2 separate regions of the Homo sapiens genome follow, and region 2 is linked to region 1. A link is a loop called in an ENCODE intact Hi-C map of the cell type or tissue named here. Cell type or tissue: B cell. All regions are shown on one strand.

What was found. Hi-C counts contacts between places; a loop is a spot of excess contacts. Peaks named below come from ENCODE experiments on the same cell type or tissue, not always from the same donor. Only the 100,000 strongest peaks of a DNase experiment are listed, where the experiment ranks them.
Region 2: a loop joins it to region 1, with 23 times the contacts of the local background. A loop is called at or near these places in 42 of 110 quality-filtered maps.

The regions. Positions count from the first base shown.
Region 1 is chr2:632,234-640,233 of GRCh38, forward strand. No RefSeq gene overlaps it. Among named protein-coding and RNA genes, the nearest start is that of TMEM18-DT, 41 kb to the right of the region's middle. In B cell, CTCF peaks have their summits at 4,921 (motif pointing left) and 5,123; a DNase peak (open chromatin) is centred at 4,838; H3K4me3 peaks cover 776 bases; H3K27ac peaks cover 498 bases; H3K27me3 peaks cover 1,046 bases.
Region 2 is chr2:241,974-249,973 of GRCh38, forward strand. SH3YL1 (SH3 and SYLF domain containing 1) reads right to left here. Exons shown (of 10, transcript NM_015677.4): 3 at 7,758-7,871; 4 at 5,565-5,629. Among named protein-coding and RNA genes, the nearest start is that of SH3YL1, 18 kb to the right of the region's middle. In B cell, CTCF peaks have their summits at 4,716 (motif pointing right) and 4,920; a DNase peak (open chromatin) is centred at 4,698.

The DNA of each region.
Region 1 (8,000 bases):
CAGCTAAAGCAGTATGTAGAGGGCAATTTATAGTCATAGGTGCTCCTAATGGAGCTCATTATTAAAGGGCTAAAAAAAAATCCCTTAAGTATATAACTAAAGGTTTATGCCACTAAATTAATTAAATCAGCAGTTTAAAATATTATCAGGGTCAATAGTTTTATGGACCTGTCCAATTTTATGAGAAAAAAATGAAAAAAAGTTTTACATGAATTACATCAACATATCAAAGTATAGCTAATCCCAAATTTTAAGTCATTGTAAAAACAAAGCTAAAGTAATACTTTCAAAATGTTTGTTTTAAAGTTTTGATGAGCCTTTTGTAAGCAGATTTGACTATGTGTATTTTTTTATTTTTGATTTAACAATCAATTCAATTTTGATTTTGATTTAACATGTTTTGTCCATTTATTTTCATTTTGATGGGAGATATATTTGAGTTGATGTTTAGTGGCTTATTTTATGGTTTATATTTATCTAAGTTGTTAACAGTGTTTCATATTCTACTATCCTGACTCCTATTAGATTGAGTGATTTAGTTCACATTTTCCCTTTCTTGTTAACTTTTTATTTTGTAAGTAACCATTATTGAAACTGACATGAATCTAAACACTGTCTAAAGGTAATTTAAAGTCCTAAAGTGCAGTTTTTGGGGGGAAGATTTTTGGCAATAAGTTCTATTTTAATGGTTACTGGGGAAATATATTGTCTATTTTAGTAAGTTATGTTTTTTAATAATTTGTTAAATATTTTATTTTGTTTACTCTGAAGTCTATAATGTTAGACACACTTTTATTCTTGATATCCTCATGCTGAAGTAAATTTTTTTGCAAGTCCTTGTAGAGATTTGCCAATTTTATTACTGTTTTCAAATGACTATTCTCATCTTCAGGTTTTCTATATTATGATGTTTTCTATTTTGTTAATTGCCACTCTAATCTTTACAACTCTTTCCTTCTTGATGCTCACTTGTTGACATTTTTCTAACTTCTTGAGATGACGGTAATTAATTATCGGCCTTTCTTCTTTTCTACTACACACATTTTAATACCATACATCACCATCTACATAACCGGGTGCACCTCACCCCATCTGTCACCTCTGGTCCTGCACTAGGTCTCTGCAATCTGTGCCTGATACAAACCAGGGTGGCATTTTTGAATTAAATATAATCATGTCCTGTCCCTACTGAAACCCTCCAAGTTTTCTCCAATTCTCTTGAGCTATATAATCCAATGTCCTTCCGTTTCCTAAGAAACCTACATGATCATATGATGCCCCCTCTCCAGTGTCCCTGAAACCCCCCGCTGTGGTGGGGATGTTGCTCTCCCTTGGCTTCCTTTGGCCTGGACTGTTTTCCACTTAGTTGTCCCACGACTTCCTTTTTGTCCTTGATCTCATCTCAAGGATCCCCACCCCCTTCCATCATGGCCCCGGCTTATTTCTTAGAGAGCTGTCACAATCCGCAGCTACCCTGCTTCATTGTGTTTGTGTGTCTTTATCATTTAATTCCTTCTTAGAGAAGGTCTGCTCCCAAGGGAGGAAAACATTTTTATTTTTCTTACCTCTGTTTGTTTTACCACCTCTTATGTGGTAAGAGAAACAGAGGTAAGAAAAATAAAATGTCAGTCAGCATTTGCTGATGGGATAAATGAATGAAGCCAAGCAGTGTCTGAGGGGTCTAAGGGCCTGGTGCCCACAGACAGTGCTGTCAGTCGTCTCTTCACCCACCAGTCCCATCACGGTCTCGTCTCAGTTTTCTTCCTCTGTAATTACTGAATTGAGTGAGTTCACCTTTGAAGGGATAGCTGCTAATGACATCGCCAGATACAGAAGAACATCATGAAGTTATAGAAATATGCAGATGCAGGTATTCCTTATCATCAATGTAGGGTGCTGGGTGCTCCAGGGAGGCCTAGGAACATGGATGGGTCTGGTCCTGACCCCCAGTGCCCCAGCTTCTCACAGCACATGGTGCAGAAAAGCACCTGAGGGTCGGCAGCCGAGCGGGGAAGCAGCAGACACAGGCATGCGCCTGGGAGACTCGGCAGATACCACAGGGAGACTTGAGCCCGGCCCCCAGGGATAGCAGCAGGCACTCTGACCATCTGCATGCATATCTATCTGTATTTATTTATTTTGGGACAGAGTCTCACTCTGTCGCCAAGACTGGAGTGCAGTGGCGCGATCTCGGCTCACTAAAACCTCTGCTTCCTGGGTTCAAGCAATTCTCCTGCCTCAGGCTCCTGAGTAGCTGGGATTACAGGCGTGTGCCACCATGCCCAGCTAATTTTTCGTGTGTATTTTTAGTAGAAACAGGGTTTCATCAAGTTGGCCAGGCTGGTCTTGAACGCCTGACCTCAACTGATCTTCCCACCTCGGCCTCCCAAAGTACTAGGATTACAGGTGTGAGCCACTGCGCCCAGCTATGTGTTTATATTTATGTGCATTTCTGTATTAATTCGAAGTGACTCCCTTAGCCAAGATTCCTGCCACTCCTTTAATGTATGACTCAGGCACTTTGTCCTTGCTTCAGTGACTGTGATTTAGGTGCCTTTGATTGGAAGTTGACTGAAAGTTCTTGTTACAGGCGACAGACCAAGGCCGAGACTGAGAAAGAGACAGGAGAAGGGAGGGGAAGGGCAGAAGTCCACAGCTGGGAGCACAGGGATTCGGGTGACTTATGCTGGGGCCTATTTCTCGTTCATCCCTACAACTGGCTCAGGTCTCTGTGTTTTCCTACTGACATCATCTTCCTCATTACACATCACGCTGAATTTTTCAGTATGTCAATTCACGTCACTTATTTTAATTCCATCCAGTTGCGTGTGACAAACCTGAATATCCCATCCATTTCGTGCCCAGGTTTTTAGACTTTTGCTTCCAGGAGCATTTCCCAACCTTGCTGCTTGTGCACTGCGTGCCTTGGTCCCAGGCTGGAGCATCGTGTGAATGAATCTGTTTCCGGCAGGCATGGGGTGAGGTTTATATCAGCCTTCATTAAGCAGTAATCACAGCCTGCCGCTAGACGCACATTTCCCACACACATGGGATTGCAGGAAGCTAACATTCGCCTCTTCTGTTTTATTTTCTGCCACCCTTGCTTGAAAGTTCAATTCATGAGTAATATATTAGGTGGGAAGATAAGTAAGGTTTATCCTTTAGCTAACATTTATTACAATAATAACAAAGTACATACTATACACCTCATTGTTTATAATTGCAAAGTACTGAGGTTACCTATTTTGATGAAAAATGTCTTAAAACATTAAGATTTTAAGCATGATTACGTCCATATTACTAATATTTTAATTCTGCTACCTTAAATATCTATCATTGACACATTAAATATGCTATTGCAGGAAAGCTGATTTAAAAAAATCACAGCTTTAAATATATATTATATTATTTCACAATGGCTAAAATTCCTTTTATATGTTGAGGTTGCTTTTCATTACTCATGAGTCAAAAGAGCTTTATAATCCTCTTATTGACGGTATCTTTAACTTTTTTAAATGAAAATTTTAGCTGAAGGTGAATATATTTTGCTTAAAAAGTTAACATGGACAATAATACCTCATGTCCCCAATTGATTTGGCCTTGGCATATGACATTTGCTATCTCTTCAGTAAACATATTTGTATAATATCGAGCATATTATGCAATACATATAAGTGTATTTAGCAATTAAGCCAAATAAAATTATGCTTGTTTTAACAGTTCATACCAGTTTTCACATCTAGCTTTGTTGGATATTTTTTACAGTTACGGTTACTTTTAGGGCTGGAGTGAGGTCTGGCTGGTGTACGAATGATCCGTCTTGTTAAAATGAAGAAGCACGAATTACTCAGTGAGGCGTGGCCAACTGTGTTTTTAGAGAAAGTCCCCCGGCGCTCAGGGCTTTGTGTTTTCTGGAATGCGAGGTGACAAGCCCGGTCCCAGGTGGCCCCGGACGCCGCTGGCTGCCACTTTCCCCGCCGTCCCCAGCTGTTGGAGCCGAGGCGGAGGGATGGCGCCGTCCGTCCCAGGAGGGAAACGGTGGCCCCCAAGGCCGGGACGCAGGTGGCGCTGCAGTCGGAACTGGGATGTGGACCCCCGGCCCGGGACGCGGTTAAAAGGTCCAGCAACCCCACAGGCCCGTGGGGTCTGCGCTGCTCCAGGCGCCCGGATTCACCGTCCAGCCGGGGCCCTGACCCCGGGTCCGTCCACGCGGCTGCGATGCTCGGTCATCCTGGCTCCGGCCCACCCCGGGGAGACAGGCCCCTCACCGGCCCCTCTGAGGAGCAGGGCCAACACGCCGCGGGCTCTGCCGGCCCCGCAGGCCTCGGGTTCCATCGCAGCAGCGTGGCCTGATGACTCCATTTTGTCGCTGCGGAGGAGCCGCACCGAGTCCACAGCGCCAGTGCGGGGGAGCCGCGCCGGGGAAGAGGGAGGAGGCGCGTCCACAGCAGCCTCGTGTCTCCACATGGGACGTTTCCTCGGCGGGGACCCGGCGCGCCCAGGGGCTCAGGCTCGCTCAGGCCTACGGAGGCGGGTGTATCCGCGTCCGGCCCGACTTGTGAGGAAACAGCACACGTGAAGCGAGCGGAGTCGGCGCAGCCTGGAACAGGGTGAATCCGCAGAGTCCTCGGCCGCGCATGGCGGCTCTGTCAGCTCCAGGGACACAGGGACCGTCCCCGGGCCCATCAGCGCAATCGGGAGGGCGTCCGTGTGCCCACAGGCCCAGCTACACCTCCACAAAGCTGGGAAAGACGAACACGGGCCACCCTCAGCCACCTGCCCGGACCGCTGCGAGGCCCACGGGAGGGAAGACGCGCCCTGGCACGCGGTGTGGTAACCGCCCTTGGACGCGGCGGCGCTTTGGGCGGGAAGAACCGCGAATTCCAGAACATTTGGGATCATTTGTTAAAAGAAAAATCCTCGGGCGCCACCTAGCGCTGACATGCTGCCTAACTCTTCTCAGCCCTCATTTTAGAGAACGGAAAATGAAGCCCAAGTTATTGACTATAAAATGGGAAAAAACTAAAACATTGCAATATGCAGATTGCATCACACATATTATCTTAGCAGGTTTTCTTGCACTTGCCTTGCAGATAAATAGGACATATCTAGGTGGTGCTGTGTCCAATAAAATAACACATCTGAACTCAGGTAAGGAAGGGTTCTCTCAACAGGGAGAGGTTCCAGCCAGGAGACCCCGAAGCGTCTCCCACTCAGGAAGACATGTGCTTCTCTGATATGAGAAGGAATGACCACCGCCAGAGCGACGCCCTATGGGGGAGGATGGGCGAGATGGTCAGCGGGAGGGGTCTTAGGCTGGGGTTAGCAGACGCTTGGAGAAGCAGGCCAGGGCTTGCTACTCCCTGTACGGAGCACTGGATGGCTCCGTCACTGTGGGTGTCTCGTCCACCGTGGTCAGTTACTTGTGAGACAAGAACAGGGAATTTGGAAGGTCTGAGCTTGGCCTGCCCGGGTAGAAAGAGGACCCCTGGGTCTCCTCTACGACCTGCGAGGAAGGTGATCTTCGCAGGGAACCATTTCTGGAACGTGGAGGGTGGAGCTTCTTGACCATCCTTTTGCAGGGCCTCGAAACTCAAGTGAAGTTCGGTGTCAGTAGAAACTCTGTGTTGCTTCTACGCATGGCTGGACACATGTGCTTCTAGCCTTGGCCACTTGATTCCTGGTTGTATAGGTTTTATGTGTACAGTCATGCATTGCTTAACGCTGGGGGTACATTCTGAGAAATGCATTGTTAGGCAATTTTGTCATTGTGCAAACATCAAAACATCATAGGGTATATGTGAACAGAGTCTAGAAGTTACAGCCTATGACACACCTCAGCCATAAGGTGTAGCCTCGTGCTCCTAGGCTACGAACCTGTACAGCAGATGGCTGTGCTGGAACTGCAGGGAGCTGTAACACAGTGGAGAGTGTGTATCTAAACATAGCTACACGTAGAAGAGGTGCAGTAAAAATATGGTATAAAAGATAAACATGGTGCACCTGTATAGGGCACTTACCACGAAAGGAGCTTGCAGGATGGAAGTTGTTGCTCTGGGTGTTGGTGAGTGAGTGGTGAGTGTCTGTGAAGGCCTAGACTCTCAGACATTTCTGTCCACTACTGTTGACTTTATATACACTGTACACTTAGGCAACACTCAGTTCATCGCAAATATTTCTCTTTTCTCAATAATAAATTAAGCTTAGCTTAACCTTAATGAAATAACTTTTTACTTTATAAACTTTTAAGTTTTTAATCTTTTTGACTCTTTGTAATAACACTTGGCTTAAAACACAAACACATTGTACAGATGTACAAAAATATTTTCTTTCTTTATATCCTTGTTCTATAAGCTTTTTTAATTTTATTTTTACTTTTACTTTTTTTAACCTTTTTTGTTAAAATCTGAGACACAAACACACACATTAACCTAGGCCTACACAGGGTCAGGATCGTCAACATCACTATCCTAACCCTAACCCTCCACATCTTGTTCCCTGGAAGGTCCTCAGGGGCAGTAACACACATGGCGCTGTCATCTCTAATGCCTTCTTCTGGAATCCTCCCCGAAGGGTCTGCCGCAGACTGTTTGACTGTTAACCAGTTTTTTTTTTTAAGTAGAAGGGGTACATTCTAAAATAATGCTAAAAATATAGTGTAGCAGCAGTCCCCAACCTTCTTGGAACCAGGGACTGGTTTTGTGGAAGACAGTTTTTCCATGGACCAGAGTTGAGGGGAATGGTTTCTGGATAAAACAGTTCCAGCTCAGATCATCAGGCATTAGATTCTCATAAGGAGTGCACAACCTAGATCCCTCTCATGCACTTTTCACAACAGGGCTCTCACTGGATTCTCCTGTGAGAATCCAGTGCCGCTGCTGATCTGACAGGAGGCAGAGCTCAGGCAGTGACACTCACTCACATGCCATTCACCTCCTGCTGTGCCACAGTTCCTAACAGGCCACAGGCTGGTACTGGTTTACGGCCTGGGGATTGGGAACCCCTGTAGAATAATAGATACATGAAAGAGCGACACAGTCATTTATTATTAATCATACTGTACATAGTTGTGTGTGCTACACTTTTATACAACTAGCAGTGCGACAGGTTTGTTTACACCAGCGTCAGCACCCACACGTAAGGAAAGTGTTGTATTGGGACCTTAGCATGGTTACAATGGCTGCATCTGTCCTGGGCAGCAGGGATTTTCAGTATATGCAGCCCATTCTTTACCGAAATGTTATGTGGCCCATGAACACATATGCGTATGTATAGATATGACGAACTGTCAGTAGGTGTGCACAAAATTAGGAACCTCTAATCTCCAGAGAAAACAATCCCTACTTTTGCTCAAAATAAAGAAGCACAGGTTAACTAAGACATTGACTTGATGGGGAAACCCTGGTTGTTCCTCTCAGTCTGGCAGTTCTAGGGTCTTGAATTAATGAGAACATCAACTGTGTGAGTTAACATTGTGAGTACACAGTCCTCAAATGGATGCCAGGAAGAACCCAAGAGCTCTGCCCTCTCTCCAGCATCCCCCGTGACTGTCTCACCCGTGGAGACACCGGGCTTGTATCTTTAATGTCTGCTGTATTAGCTGGAATCATTCCCAAGGTGCTGATTTTGTAGAATACAAACTGTAGAATATTGGCAGTCTCACCTGCAGAGAATCAAACGAGTGAGCCGCCAAGGTGCTGTTGAGGATTGCATGTCTGCACCCACAGCCATGCTTGTGACTGCCAGGGAAGCTGGAGGCCACCAAGCCACAGAAAAACAGTGGAACGGAGCCTTTTGGATCTGCTCACAAAATATGGCAACTCTTAGAAAACAAACAAAACTGTGAGGCACAGTCACATTAACCTGCACCCGTGAGGGCATCTCAGTTCTTTGTCTTAAACGCCCCAGAGGAGATGTAAATGAGGGTAATTGACCAAATCCCAGAACTCTTGGCTGGAACTAGGTGGTTCAAAGACATTTTTGGATGAGGTTCTTAAATT
Region 2 (8,000 bases), 390 kb before region 1:
CACCAGTAAAGATAATTATCTAACCATAAATAATAGTATAAATGCATAGTTCTTCTCTTTTCTCTTAATTGGTTTAAAAATAAATTTTTTCTATATTTTAAGTCTGTAACTATAGAAATATTATATACTAGACAATAACCGTACAAAAGAGTCAGGTGGGAGCAAAGTTGTCTTGGAGTAAGGAAATGACACCAGATGGTAACCTGAATGAACAGAAACAATGGAACAGAACAAAAAATGGGAAATAAAAAAGGTTAATATAGCAAGTTCAATGAGTAAATACTTGCTCTCAATTATTCTCTGAGTTTCTCTAAAAGACATAAAATTATATACATTATTAACTATAATCATGAATTGCTGAGTGTGTATCATATATAGATTTAATATGTATAACAGTAATAGCACAAAAAAGGAGAAAAAAAACTAGAACCATATGAGAGTAATGTTTTTGTATCTTATTAAATCAAGTTCCCATAAATTAGAAATAGTTAAGACATATTGTAAGCTCTGGAACAACCATTAAGAAAATGACTCAAAAATAGAGTTAAAAAATCATAAAAGGAATCAAAATGCCATAGTACAAAATGTTCACTTAATTGAAAACAGTAAAGTGGAAACAGAGGGACAAAAACGGCATGAGATATAGAAAAAAGTAAAATGGCTGATATAAATCCAATGATATCAATAATCTATTAAATGTGAATGAATTAAACAACCAAATAAAAAGGCAGAGATTATTAGCATGGATAAAACAACAATAACAACAACAACAACAACATCCAATTATATGCTCCATAGGAGACACGCTTTAGATTCAAAGTTACCATTAGATTGACAGTAAAAGGATGGAGAAAGATGTGTCATGCAGATGGCAACCTAAGAAAGCTGGAGTGGCACTCTTTATATCAAACAACAAAAAATGTAATTAGGATTAAACAGGGACATATTATAATGATAAAATGGTCAATCAACCAAAGAGATATAACAATTATAAACATAGTAATACACATATATTTATACAAGCACATAATATCGGAGACCCAAATACATGAATCAAAAACTGACAATCTAGAAGGAAGACATAGACAATTTAACAAAAATAGCTCGATGTGTCAATAACCCACTTTTAATAATGAAGAGAACAATTAGTCATAAGATTATCAAGGATATGGAACAACTAAACAACCATGTAAACCAACTAGACCCAATGGACTCCTGGAGAACACTTTACCCAATAACACAGAACACACATTCTTCTCCAGCACACATGGAACATTGTACAGGACAAAAGTCTATATTTGAGGCCATAAAAGAAGCCTTAACCCATTTAAAAGGACTGAAATTATACAAAATGTTTTCTTTGACCCCAATGGAATGAAATTTGAAATCAAGGACAAGATAAATTTGGGAAATTTATAAATATGTGGACATTAAGCAACACACTCTTAAATAACAAATGGCTCAAAGAAGAAATCACATGAGAAATTAGATAATATTTTGAGATTAAGGAAAATGAAGACACAACATACCCACACTTATGGAAGGCAGCCAGGGCAATGCTCAGAGGGAATATGTAGCTGTAAATGTGTCTATTAAAAAAAAAACAGACCTCGAGTCGGTAACCTGAACTACCTATCAACATGGACGAAGAAGAGTTTAACTAAACTTTAAGCAACAGCCTTGCTTGGACCTTTCCCCTTCTTTCCCTTAGTACCTTAAGTTTCTTCCCCGGAAGAACATTTGCTCAGTATATCACATGCACTTGAACTGGTATCAGGCTCCGCTTCTAGTGAACCATATCTGACAACCACACACTAGCTGTGTGATCTTAGGTAAGACACTAATGTCTCTGTATATTGAAAATAATGTGTGTTTTGCCTACCTTGTATAGTGCCCTAAAAACAGTGGCTTGTTATTCAGAAGAATGTTACAGTGAGGTGGGCTTTACCACCCAAGCACCTGTGAAACCAAGAACAAGTAACTTTCCTGAACCTTTCTTTTTTCCCTATTGAGGGATGTGCAGACAAGACAGACTACAGGGAACTCTGTCTTTCGAATAACATGCTGCCTGGATGTGGGAGCAGACGCTTCCCAATCTGCCCCTCTCTGGCTGCCTCCTACTGGAGAATTCTCCTGGCTTAGCTATTTTACGGATAAAATGAGAGCGATGACAACCACCTTCCATGGCTATGAAAATGATTCCATAATAGCATGTGTACAAGTTTTGTAAAAAAAAAAAATGGCCTGGAGCGGTGGCTCACGCCTTTAATCCCAGCACTTTGGGAGGCCGAGGCAGGCGGATCACGAGGTCAGGAGATCGAGACTATCCTGGCTGACACAGTGAAACCCCATCTCTACTAAAAATACAAAAAATTAGCCGAGCATGGTGGCGGGCGCCTGTAGTCCCAGCTACTTAGGAGGCTGAGGCAGGAGAATCACTTGAACCCAGGAGGCAGAGGTTGCAGTGAGCTGAGATTGCTCCACTGCACTCCAGCCTGGGCGACAGAGCAAGACTCTGCCTCAAAAGAAAGAAAGAAAGAAAGAAAGAAAAGAAAAAGAAAGAAAGAACGAAAGAAAGAAAAGAAAAGAAAAGAAAAAGAAAGAAAGAAAGGCAGATAGTTAAATTATTCAACAAATATTGGATAGTACTAACCGATTACGTGTGTGCCATCTATGTGCTTGAAAGGAAAACCCTGTGTGGTTACAGGTCCTGTCATTGTCCCATTTTACAGAAAAGGAAGCATTCATGGGTGTCTCGTCAGTCTCTGTGGACGTAGGTGTGAAGTTTGAGAAAGTCTCGGCCTTCCCGGTACTCACAGTGCACTTGAGGGCTGGTCCTTACTATTTGTGGCTGCTAGGACATGGTAGGGGCAAGTTCCCAGAGAAGCCAGGTCCAAAGGGGATGCTCAGCTCAGCCAGTGACCTGAGTCAGAAGTGCCCTCAGAGGTTGGTCCCTTCAGGAAGGACGTGTCTACCCTCCAGCCCCTCCGTGGTCTCAGTGGGCACCAGATCTGCTGTGATGAGAACAGCCTGAGGGAACCACTCTGGATACCCCATGCTCCCGTTCTGACTCCCTCCCTCATTAAGACAGCAGGCGGGAGTGCTCTGTTAGGATGGAGGCTCAGACAGAATCAGAGAGTGCTTCATGGAGAGCAAACAGTGCTTTCTGTTAACATTGAAAAATAGCCGACTGCTGTGACATCACTGCACACTCACAATTACACGCAGAGACTTATCTGTGGGGCTCTGAGAAGCAAAGTCAGATCATGGTTAAGAAGTTTAAAACTCATGTCTCCAATCCCTAGGAGATGCTTCTTATCTCTGTTTGAAATTGACATTTAAAAGTTAATAGTTATGTTATTTAAATGAAATTCCATAGTTAATTTCCATACTGTCATGAAGACAGGCTTTGCAATAAAAAGTTTCTGTAAATGGCAAGCCTAAATAAGCTGCAAAGATGAAGAAGATATTAAAAATAAAATTATATTTTGTGTCATTTCAAGGGCTTTTACTGTATAAATCCATATTTAATCATCAATATAAGCCCAGAGACTCATATAAGGCTATCTTTAACTGTGTTTTGCAGATGTAGAAGCTGAGGTGTGGAGAAGAAAAGCTACTTCCTAACATCACAGACTGGAAGCACCCAGGTCAGAATTGGAGCCAGAATGGTCTGACCCAGTCTTCTCTCTTACAGCTCACCACTGTCTCGTATTGTCTTTTAAAAATAATACTGGTTTGAGAGGAGAAGATTGATTATTTATGTGTAAAGTAGTCACCCCATGGCCCAGGATGGTCTTATTTTGTCAAAAATATGAACAGCAATTCCACTGTGCAGCGCACCAGTCTTGAGAATTGTTAACAAAACAATAAACTATTGAATCATCACAACTAAAAAAAAATAAAAATAAAAATAAAATAATACTGTGTATCAGTCTAAGGCCCAGCACGGTGGCTCATGCCTGTAATCCCAGCACTTTAGGAGGCCGAGGTGGGCGGATCACCTGAGGTCAGGAGTTTCAGACCAGCCTGACCAACATGGTGAAACCCCATCTCTACTAAAAATACAAAATTAGCTGGGTGTGGTGGTGCACGCCTGTAGTCCCAGCTACTCGGGAGGCTGAGGCAGGAGAATCGCTTGAAACTGGGAGGTGGAGGTTGCAGTGAGCTGAGTCCATGCCATTGCACTCCAGCCTGGGTAACAAGAGTGAAACTCCATCTCAAAAAAAAAAAGAGAAAAAAGAAAAAAAATACTATGTATCAGTCTATAAAATGCTTAAAGTCTTTCTATTTCATTTACTGGATGAAGGGACTACATTTTACTTGCTCTTGTTTTTCAGGGCTTCTAATGTGCCCTATGGCTAAAAGTCCAAAATTTTCAAAGAATTACCATGGAAACTCTCAATTTTTGGTCTCTAATATATTGAAATTTAATACAGACATCATTTCTGAGTCTCTCATCATTTTTGAAATAAATGCTCAAAGCATGCCCCCAGCCTCACAAGGAGCCAGAGGGTTGTGGGAAGAACAGGTTGTGACTTAGCACAGTTTAGCAGCATGATCTATTGAGAGAAAAAGGCCCTTCTACAAGGAGGGCCAGGGGACTGGGTGGAGGTGGGGAAAGGGGAAGAGAGGGGAGGGAGGGAAGGGAGGAGGAAGGGGAGGGAAGCCACAATCACTGATGAAAATGCACTTTCCACCAGAGGGCGATATTTTTGAAAGCTTTGATTTGGTTGCACATGGTACAAAAATGCAGTCATGATAAGCAAAACTAAAATATGTTCCTTTTATACTACAAATTTATACAGCAGTGAGTAAGAAAGATTGAATAAAGATGAAAAAAGAGTTAGAAATACTTCCTCCTAATAAGGCTGAGGGAATTTACAACTATGTCAACAGGGCAAATCTACAAAGGATAGCTTAGGAAGAAATGGACTGAAATTTGAGAAGAAAATGAGTTGAGCATACCAGGAGATTCAATTTCCAGGCCCTTGCAAAACGACAGACTGAAGATGAGCATCAGCCCTAAGAGGATCCCCGTGTAGGAGGCCTCTGTGAGTGTGCATGTCTGCCCGACAGACGCCACAATCCCAGGAGCAACATTATAAACTGAAATAACGTGAAGTTCTTCTTTACTTAAAGAATGTGGAGGGATTTGAATATCATATGTTACAAAACTGGATTTTGCCACAAATGATGATGCACTGCCCACGTAATTTCAATGCCCACTGAAGGAGAACAGTGGCTTTGCCATGAGCAGTCCATAAACTGCCAATGACAGCTGGCCAGGTGTTGGGATGTGCCTGTTATACAAATGTGCATGAGACAGAAGCAGATAAAATGGCGAATGAAAGAAATCCTACTACTAAGGAAAGAAAAGGAAAGTAAATGGGAACCATCAGATAGCTTTAGTTAGACATTCATCGAGAAAATAAAGGAAACAATTTTTCCTAAGTGCCAATGGTAACAATAAGAACGCTAGGAAACCTCTCAGTTTTCACAGGTTGCATCTTAGGTGTCTTCAGAGGATATGGCAGTTGTATGGACGTGCACAAGCTACTTACCTCAATTCCTATTTCAAATCCTCCACCAAGGCCAGCTATCCCAATGGCTGAGGGTGCAGACCATTCTAATAAAAAAACAAACGAACGTTATCCTAACATTAAAACACCCTCGACATGTAAATATAGGAAGGAAAAATGCTAAAATCTAAAGAGTGCTTCTATTGAAAATAATGAGACTTGGTATTTCCCCTGATTTTAAAGTGATCTTCAAAAAGAATATGTAATTTTTAAAAAGTTAAAAATATTTTTAAAGTATTAGATATTCATTATGAGTCTCATAGCCTCACAAGCCCATGTCCTCTAATCTTTCTCTACCAACATGCATAAGACCACCAACTACTGGTTCCCTAACCATTAGCCATACAGAGCACTTGGTAACTTCAACTGTCAATATTTTTATAGAACAACTTAGCTGTAGGTCTAGTCTTCAGCTAGAATTTTGTCACAGATTTAAGAGATCAGAAGGATTCGAGAGAGTTGATTATCTAACGGTAACATAATAATTGTTTCCATTGTAAATTTCTGAGGGCAAAAACTGTTTTAACACCTCTCGTGCTTAAGCAGAATAAATAGGCTATAAATTCAAGGTTATTAAAATTCTAACAAGATAAATCACATTTAGAAACTAAGTACAGTAATTCCATTTGCCATGATACGGCACATTTTAGGATTACTATATGCTTATTTTTCTTGATATAGAAACTCATGTTAAACAAGTCTAGAAAAATGTATTTTCAATTTGGTGGGGGGATGGTCTGGCCAAAGCACTTTTTGAAAATGGTTGCTACCATGCATGCTAGATACTAGAATATTGCTGAAATATATCCAGAACTATCCTACCCAGGCTTAGAGAAGTTTGGCTTACAGAAATTAGTGTCTGATAATTTTTCGTTCCCTATGTTAGGAACTGTCCCTGTGTTAAGATGGCTGGTCTTGGCCAGGATCCTGGGGAACATGTTGTGTCTTATTTGGACAGTTTTTAAATTACTCTCAGCAGAGTCAGCAGCTGCAGCTCAGGAAGAAGGGAGAGAAATGTAGGTTTTAAAACCAGTAGAAAGGTTTGCTGGGGCTCTGAGAGGAGCCCAGGGCTTGGTATTGACTGTCCCTACCCTTGGTCAGCAAGTCACCCCATCAATGGAGCAGTTGGGGACCTGAGACATGCAGGGACTTTCTCACAGACTCTGAGTCCCATCTGACAATGGGCTCCCTTGGAATGTGCCTCTACTTTGTTTGGTTTTACTGCTGAGAAGTCTGCTCATGGAAATTTGGATAATGCTTGAGAAAAAGAGAATTATTTTCTTCTCATTTTCAAAGCCACACATTGAGCTATGAAAACTGATCCACATAATAAGGAAGAGGTTTTTGTTGACTGCGGGGATACCTTGGTAAGAAATGGTGAATCTGCTGACTGCTATTTCAAGGCCATATATTTCACAAATGTATATATTGTATATTTATTGTCTGTAAGTGTCCCATGCTCTCTCAAAATAAAATAAAATTATGCTAAAAAACTGCTACTAATAGAAAAACGTGTTCACTGAACAGCAAATGTTAAATTGGTATAAAAAACATTTTAGTTAGTTTTGACACACCTGTGTCCATTTTAAATACTACTATAAATGTTAGTACTTGGGATTCATGGCAAATATTTTGATTTCATCTCTAAAGAATCAAGTAGTAGATTTCATCCCAGAAAGTAAAACTCGATGATACTGCTCTTGATATGATTCTGCCTTGGGGAAAACTCTTCAAATGTCACAGTTTTTATGATCTACCACAGAAACAAAGAAATTCACATATGGCCCCTTATTTTCATATCAATTTCCATAAAACAAAAGAAAGCAGCTACACCATGAAGTTGAGGAATAAGAATTCATATTAAACAAAAGAAATGCACATACTGCCATGTTTCAATATTTGCTCCACGGAAGAATTACAAAATGCATGCAAAACAAAGTTATATCTACCTGTCTTGTCTTCTCTAATATTTTGAGGACAGAGAGAGACGGAAAGGCTGGTTCCTGTGGCTTGTTCACTGACACCAAACTGCACGTTCAGTCGAGTAGCCCTTATTACATAAGTTTTAGTTGATATGCAGGAAACCTGTCCTACTCGCTATGCAATGTGTTCACATGAAAACAGACAGAACAAAGAATGAAGACTCTCTACTCCAGTGAACAGACGCCAACTTACTTCCATCTGGAAGGCGCGCCACTACAATCCCGCTGCCTCCTCTGGCAGTCACCAGGAACCCGGCTTTGATCACAGACAGAATTGCAAGGCCTTTAGCCTTCGCAATTACGTGAGCTGTTAACGTGGAAAACAATGGGAAGGTAAGCATTTTGATCTATGTGCCTGGATAGACGAGCAAGTGTTAAACAGAGTCAGTGTACACAGAGGTTATCTCTAGGAATTCGGGGCACACAGGAGCAATGA